2 separate regions of the Homo sapiens genome follow, and region 1 is linked to region 2. A link is a loop called in an ENCODE intact Hi-C map of the cell type or tissue named here. Cell type or tissue: Calu3. All regions are shown on one strand.

What was found. Peaks named below come from ENCODE experiments on the same cell type or tissue, not always from the same donor. Only the 100,000 strongest peaks of a DNase experiment are listed, where the experiment ranks them.
Region 1: it touches region 2 in a loop (5-fold over the local background); 12 of 110 quality-filtered maps call a loop at or near these places.

The regions. Positions count from the first base shown.
Region 1 is chr6:139,347,870-139,351,869 of GRCh38, forward strand. No RefSeq gene overlaps it. Among named protein-coding and RNA genes, the nearest start is that of CITED2, 25 kb to the right of the region's middle. In Calu3, no CTCF peak of the experiment used is centred here; a DNase peak (open chromatin) is centred at 1,772.
Region 2 is chr6:139,225,109-139,229,108 of GRCh38, forward strand. It overlaps a transcript of TXLNB not described here. Among named protein-coding and RNA genes, the nearest start is that of TXLNB, 65 kb to the right of the region's middle. In Calu3, no CTCF peak of the experiment used is centred here; no DNase peak of the experiment used is centred here.

The DNA.
Region 1 (4,000 bases), 120 kb after region 2:
TCACAATTGCAAAGACATGGAACCAACCAAAGTACCCGCTGACCAGTGAGTGGATAAAGAAAACGTGGTATATATACACCATGGAATACTACCCAGCCATAAAATAGAACAAGATAATGTCTTTGCATCAACTTGGATAGAGCTGGAGGCCATTGTTCTAAGTGAAGTAACTCAGGAATGGAAAACAAAATACCGTATGTTCTGACTTACAAGTGGGAGCTAAGTTGTGGATACACAAAGGCAAACAGATTGGTATAACAGGACTCTGGAGAGTCAGAAGGGGGAAGACGGGTGGGATAAGGGATAAAAAAAATTACATATTGGGTACAATGTATAATACTTGGGTGATAGGTACACAAAAATCTCAGACTCCACCACTATGTAATTTATCCCTATAACCAAAAACCATTTGTACCCCAAAAGCTATTGAAATAAAAATATTAAATAATAATAATAAAAGATTCTTGTGCATTTTTCTGGGATGTAGTTAAACTACTTGAAAACAGTTTGATCCTTTCGTGGCTTACTTTTAAGATTTGTTCATCAGTCTTAGGGTAGGGTTAATTATTCTTCACACTTAAGGCAAGACACTTTACCAAATGCTTTGTGAATTACAAGGTTTTTCAGTTTGGCAGGTGGGAGTGGGCACTATTCCCTGTCCTGTGTGAGTACCCACTATTATTAGCTCTAATTATTTTGGATGATTCCTTCCTTGCAACAATCTTCACTACTCTGTCCTGTAAACCCTAGCTACTTTGTTTTCTCCAGATTTTCAGCTCCATCTCCTCAACTCAGGGATACTTTGAAGCTCCTCTTCGGTTCTGTTTTTCTGTTCTGTGGCCTGAAGCCAAGCCAATCATCACTCATCTTATTTGTTTCCCATCTCCCAGCAATCAATGTTTATTGCTGCCTGACACCTAGTAACCTGAAATATGTTGTTTCATATATTTCGTCCTTTTGTGTTAGTTGTTTCGGGCAAGAGGGTTAATCTGTCCTTATTACTCCATCTTAGCCATAAGCACAAATTTTGGCAGCTACTCTTGATCATGCACATAGATTTATTGGGACTCCATCTGTTGATCATTCTCTATTGTTTTTCCTCTTATTGACAAATAATGTTTATGGGATGACAGAACAAGATAAAGTTGAGCTTGGACGAAAACTGCTATATCACCAAGAACTTTTAGTGATAGAAGTCTAATCAGAAAGTCCAAAGAGATCAATCAGTAAAATATAATTTTCTCAGGAAAAAAAAATCAGATTCAGTGCTTGGAAGCTTCAATGAAATCATATCTCAGACCCAGAATATGATTCATCTCTCCACCATAAGCCAGGAATCTGAAACAGAAGAGGTTTTCAGGGCCCTCAGATTTGCATGCCAAAGTCGTTTGGCTCAGGGGTCCTCGTCGGTGGCAGCTGAGCCTTGGTGGGTTCTGTAAACTGTGGAAAAGCCTGCTTCTTATTAAAAAAAACAACAAACAACAACAACAAAAAACTATTGTGATATAAGCAAATGAACTTCATAAACTTACAGACGCAAGAGAATACATTTCAATTCTGAAATAGCAGGGGAAATGACTGCATAATTTTTATTGTTCAGTGATTGATCTTGGAATATGAAAAGCGGGAAAAGTCTTTGAATTGATTGGTTTCTTAAAGTGGGGGTCGACGCCAGTTCTGAAAGAAGAAGGAAGTGTTTATGTGAGTCCTAAGACATTCTCAGTTGGAACTGGAAGTAGTTCTTCCAGTTCTGAGTTTGGCATGATTGATGGAGGTGGTTGGTCTGGTTCTAACCTGTTAACACAAAGTAAGCCCTGTGTAATGTTAGCCATTACTACAGATGAGGATAGGTAGAACTAGCGGGGCTGACTGTAGTCTGTGTGCTCATAGCAAGGCATATGTGGGTAGCATGCCTCAAATGCTCATCACTGTACTCTTCTGAGTTTAATTGACTGTGTGTTGCAAGCATGGTAGTCTTTTCCCCCCTGTGGCTTCTTTTTATGTTGTTTATTTTGTGTTTGGCAAACATATTTGATGACAGGGTTTAAGAAAAGTGAAGCAGAGAAACCTCATGCTGGATATTAACATGCAATTTTTACATTACCTAGAGGAGGCTTCAAAGAAAGAGTCGTGGAAATGTGCAGTTAGGGATTGGTGGCAGTCTACTGAGAAGTATACTCTACTTACAGCTACAACCCGGGAGGGAAAACTGACCAGAAATTGAATAAATGGGGCTTAGAAAAGCATGTTTCCAGAGGTGTGTGATGGGGAGATTTGAGATCAGGCAAGTGAGTATCAACTTAAAATGCTGTGGAATGCATCTCCATAGGGACCATGTCATAATAATGTCAGCCATAGCTGATGCAATTAATATTGCCATTTCTAGATGCACATTTCTTCTATGAAACAGGACATACACAAAAAGGTATCTCTTGTCAATGCAGTCTGCTGCAGGTCCAGGCAATTCTCCAGGGTGACCGCTATCTATATGGGGACTCCATGATCTAGACATGATCCTGTAACCTGTACCCTCTACGAGACATGGACCCCTCTGCTAAAGGTCAGGAGAGGAAAGAGACTGCCTTAGGCTTGGAATTGCTATATATTGACTCCTGTTCACATTTTAGTGGACAGAAACAGACTCATTACTTGCCCAAGTACAAAGGAGCTGAGAAGTAGAGCCCTCCGTAAGCAAGCCAAGGAAGGAGAGCTGGCTGTTGGAGAGCACTAGGTACTCGCCTTCTTGCTTCCAGAGCTGGGGCATATATTGCCTCATGCCTTATTTACCACTCAGCTTGGCTTGGTGAGCTCTCACTAATCTTTCTGGCTTCTAGTTACGTGATTATTTGCTTCATATTTACCTCTCCTATTAGACTTTAAACTCTGAACTACTTATTTTGTCTTGCTTCTCAACCCATAACACATACAGTATCAAGTGTTTAGTTAGACAGGCATTTGTAAATGAACCATTACCCAAAGTAGGGTAATGACAGAAGGCATCTGGGAATTTTTTTTCTGGATCTTGTCAATACTTTGTTTTGCTCACTATAGAAATGTTTAAAAGTTATAGGCTGGGCGCGGTGGCTCACACTTGTAATCCCAGCACTTCGGGAGGCCAAGGAGGGCAGATCACTTGAGGTCAGGAATTCAAGACCAGCCTGGCCAACATGATGAAACACCGTCTCTACTAAAAATACAAAAATTAGCCGGGTGTGGTGGTGGGTGCCTGTAACCCCTGCCCCTACTAGAAAGGCTGAGACAGGAGAATTGCTTGAATCTGGGAGGTGGAGGTTGTAGTGAGCTGAGATCGCACCGCTGTACTCCAGCCTGGGCGACAAGAGTGAGACTCCATCTAAAAAAAAAAAAAAATAGTTATAGCCAGCCTGATTTCACAGGTGCTAGACAAGAAGTTGCAAGACATTTACATGCCTGTATGGTATAGGTGCTACAGATCATCAATACTCACTCTAGTTTCTGATATTGGGTTATTGGCTTGTTCATGGCACAAAATTCCACCAGATAATATTAATTGTTAGGAACATAGATTATTAAAAATAGGCCGGACGCAGTGACTCAAGCCTGTAATCCCAGCACTTTGGGAGGCTGAGGTGGGCGGATCACGAGGTCAGGAGATGGAGACCTTCCTGGCTAACACAGTGAAACCCCGTCTCTAATAAAAAATACAAAAAATTAGCTGGGAGTGATGTTGTGTGCCTGTAGTCCCAGCTACTTGGGAGGCTGAGGCAGGAGAATCGCTTGAACCCAGGAGGCGGAAGTTGCAGTGAGCCCAGAGCACGCCACTGCACTCCAGCCTGGGCAACAGAGCGAGACTCCATCAAAACAAACAAACAAACAAACAAACTCCATTTCTTTAAAAATTTTCTTCAATTTTTTTCTGACTCCAAACATAATATGTATGGATTATAGAAAAATTATAAAGTAAATCAAATATAAATAAGTCTTAATTTCATTGTTCAAAAACCATTGTATTATCATCATG
Region 2 (4,000 bases):
ATGCATTTGACAAAATTCACACCTATTTATGACAAACACTCATAGCAAACTAGGAATAAAAGTGAATGTCCTTAATCTGATAGAAAATGTCTACAGATGCCATAGAGTAAACATTCTATTTAATAGCAAAATATGTAAGCTTTCCCTTGAGATCAGGAATAAGCTAAGAAGCCCAGTATCACCATAAACATTCAAATTCTACAAGAAGTTCTTCCAAGTACAATAATGCAAGAAAAATTAATAAAAGAGATAATGAGTGGAAAGGGAGAAAAAAATGCCATTATTTCTAGATGACATGATTGTGTGTTTAGAATATCCAAAAACATCTGCAAATAGCCTATTGTAATTAACTAGTGGATCTGATGAAGTTGCTAGCTACAAAGCCAATACATAAAAAAATTATATTTTTGTATATCGGCAGCAAACAATAATAGGAAGTGAAATTTAAATAACTATGTCATTTTCAATTGTATCATAAAACATCAAACATCTAGAATTAAACCTAATGAAAAATAAACAAAGACACCAAGAAAATATACAATGTTACTGAAAATAGTCAAAGAAGAACTAAATAAATTGAGATATTTACCACATTCCTGGATTGGAAAACTCAATATTGTGAAAACCTCAATTCTCTTCAAATTGATTTATACATTAAATTCAATCCCCATGAAAACCCCAGTGTGTGTGTGTTTGTGTGTGTAGATTGACAAGCTGATTCTAAATTATATATGAAAGTAAAAGGGCTAAGAAGTTAAGAATACTTTGAAGAACACCAAAGCAGGAAGACTTACATTATCAGCTATAAAGATTTATTATGAAGCTACAGTAATTAAAATTATGTGGTATTGGTGCAAGGATAAACAAATCAACTGAACAGAATAGAGTTTAGAAAAAAGACACACATAGGTCAGGTGCGGTGACTCACACCTGTAATCCCAGCACTTTGGGAGGCTGAGGCATGTGGATCGCTGGAGCACAATAGTTCAAGACCGACCTGGAGAACATGGAGAAACCCTGTCTCTACTAAGAATACCAAAATTAGCCAGGCTGGTGATGCGTGCCTGTAGTCCCAGCTACTCGGGAGGCTGAGGTGGTAGGATCACTTGAGCCCAGGATGCAGAGGTTGCAGTGAGCTGAGATTGCTCCACGCCACTGCACTCCAGACTGGGCCACAGAGTGAGACCCTGTCTCAAAAAAAAAAAAAAAAAAAAAAAAAGAGATAGAGAGAGAGAGAAAGACACACATACACCTGAACATTCAATTTATGACTAAAGTAGCACAAAGATGACAAAAACAAAATACAAATGTATTTGTCAAAAAAGGTAAAAGATTGATAAATTGAACACTATTAAAATTGATAAATTCTTTTAATCAAAGTATATTAAGAGAATAAAAAGGTAAACCACAGCATAGCAGAACTGATTTGTAATTGTTAAGTAATAAAGTACTGCTTTCCAGAAATATAAAGCATTACTACACATGAACAAGAAAAAACAGATAAACCATAGGAAATGAGGGAAAAAAACATCATGAATATGCATGTCACGAAAGAGGCTATACGCCTGACCAATAACTATAGAAAAAGGTGCTCAACCTCATTAGTCATCAGGAAAGGCCAATTAAAACTACAATGAGGGTCAGGTGCATGGCTCATGCCTGTAATCCCAGCACTTTGGGAGGCTGAGGCAGGCAGATCACTTAAGTCAGGAGTTCAAGACCAGCCTGAGCAACATGGCAAAACCCCGTCTCTACAAAAGATACAAAAATTAGCTAGGCATGGTGGTGCACGCCCATAGTCCCAGCTACGCGGGAGGCTTAGGCATGAGCATTCCTGGAGCCCAGGAGGTGGAAGTTGCCATGAGCTGAGATTGCACCACTGAACTCCAGCTGGGGAGACAGAGCAAGACTCTGTTTCAAAACAAAACAAAACAAAACAAACTACAGTGAGATCCCAGGTGTGGTGGCTCATGCCTGTAATCCCAGTACTTTGGGAGGCCGAGGTGGGAGGATCATGAGGTCAGGAGTTTTGCCAGCCTGACCAACATGGCAAAACCCTGTCTCTACTAAAAATACAAAAATTAGCCAGGTGTGGTGGTGTGTGCCTGTAATCCCAGTTACTCAGGAGGCTGAGGCATGAGAATCGCTAGAACCCGAGAGGTGGAGGTTGAAGTGAGCCAAAATCACACCACTGCACTCCAGCCTGGAGAAAGAGTGAGACTCTGTCTCAAAAACAAAACAAAACAAACAAAAAAAAAAACGACAGTGAGATATTACTATACGCTTCCAAATGGCTAAAATGAAAACAACTGATACATGATGTGTGGGGAGGACATAGATCAATGGGAACACTCATACACTGGTAGTTGAAATTATTGTTACAATCTATTTGGAAAACTGATTAGTAGTATCTCCTATATCTGAAATAGACACATGTCATATAACCCACCAATTTATCTCCTACATATACACATAGGAAATATCACAGCAACATTATCTGTAGTGGACACTAATTGGAAACAATTCCAATGTCAGTCAACATCGGAATAGATAAGTTGTGGTATATTCATACTATAGATCACTATATGACAATGAAAATCAATGAACTACTCCTACAAGCCAAAACGTGGATGAATTGCACATAGATAGTTTTGAGCAAAAGAAGCCAGACATAAAAGGATAACTTCACAAAGTAAAAACAAAAACAAAAAACAGCCCCCTTACACACACAAATGCACACACGCACAGGCACTCATATACACACACAGGCAAAACAAATGTGCTTTTCTCTAAGAAGGAGGGAGGGGTAACCTGTAGGATGCTTGACTATGCTCTATTTCTTGACCCAGGTGGTGGGTTACATGTGAGAATTCACTTTGTAATAAATCATCATTTTTGCAATAAAGAGTTTTTAAAGATATGTTGAGAAATTAAAATGAGAAATGAGATTTTGGAACTATTTCCATAGAAGTTAATTATTAGAATTTAGACCTCTTTTCTTTTGGTGTGCCACCATGGTGTAGCCATTCATGCTTCTTCTCATCTCTGCTACTCATTGCTGTTTGGATGCAGATGACAGCAACCCATCCAGCAACGCAACCATACCCTCTTAAAAAGGGAAACTAGGCTGGGCGCAGTGGCTCACACCTGTAATCCCAGCACTTTGGGAGGCCGAGGCGGGTGGATCACCTGAGTTCAGGCATTTGAGAACAGCCTGGCCAGCCTGGCCAACATAGTGAAACCCCATCTCTACTAAAAATACAAAAAATTAGCTGGGCATGGTGGTGGGCATCTGTAATCCCAGGTACTTGGGAGGCTGAGGCAGGAGAATCACTTGAACCCAGGAGGCAGAAGTTGCAGTGAGCTGAGATCATGCCACTGCACCCCAGCCTGGACAACAAGAGTGAAACTCCATCTCAAAAAAAAAAAAAAAAAAAAGGGAAGTTAATGGATCTAAAAAGACCAACATGTTCCAGGGGCTGAAATATGGTTACCAGGATTAAGTTTCTCTTCTTGCAACTCCACTCACCTCCTCTTGGCTTGATTCTACCTGCAGGTGATTCCTCTTGGTAGGCAGAATTACAGCAGAAAAAAACCCAATAGCTAGGTTAGACTGGACCCCACTTGGTACACGTGGGCGAGCACACTGGATCGGAGTGGCTTCAGTTCACACAAACCCCCAGATAACGTATGAATAAAATTAGTGTGAAAGTGCAACTTCATGACAAGCCAAATAGTCTCCTGCCCCACTTTCAACCCAGTTGCAGTCCATAAGCCCTCTTCTATGGCAGTTCTGGAGCTGCCACTGTCTTTGAACTAAATACTCTATCAAGTGTTACACTGTTTTAGGCCCGTCTCCTGAGGCCAGGACTGGGTGAGTGGGTAGGGCTCTGTGCTTGATGGCCCCATCCAGACTGCATGTATCCAGGACAAAGTATTTTTTCCAAGGAAGGGACATGGGCAGGAAAAAGCGATATGTCTGCTCTTTGCTAAATAATTT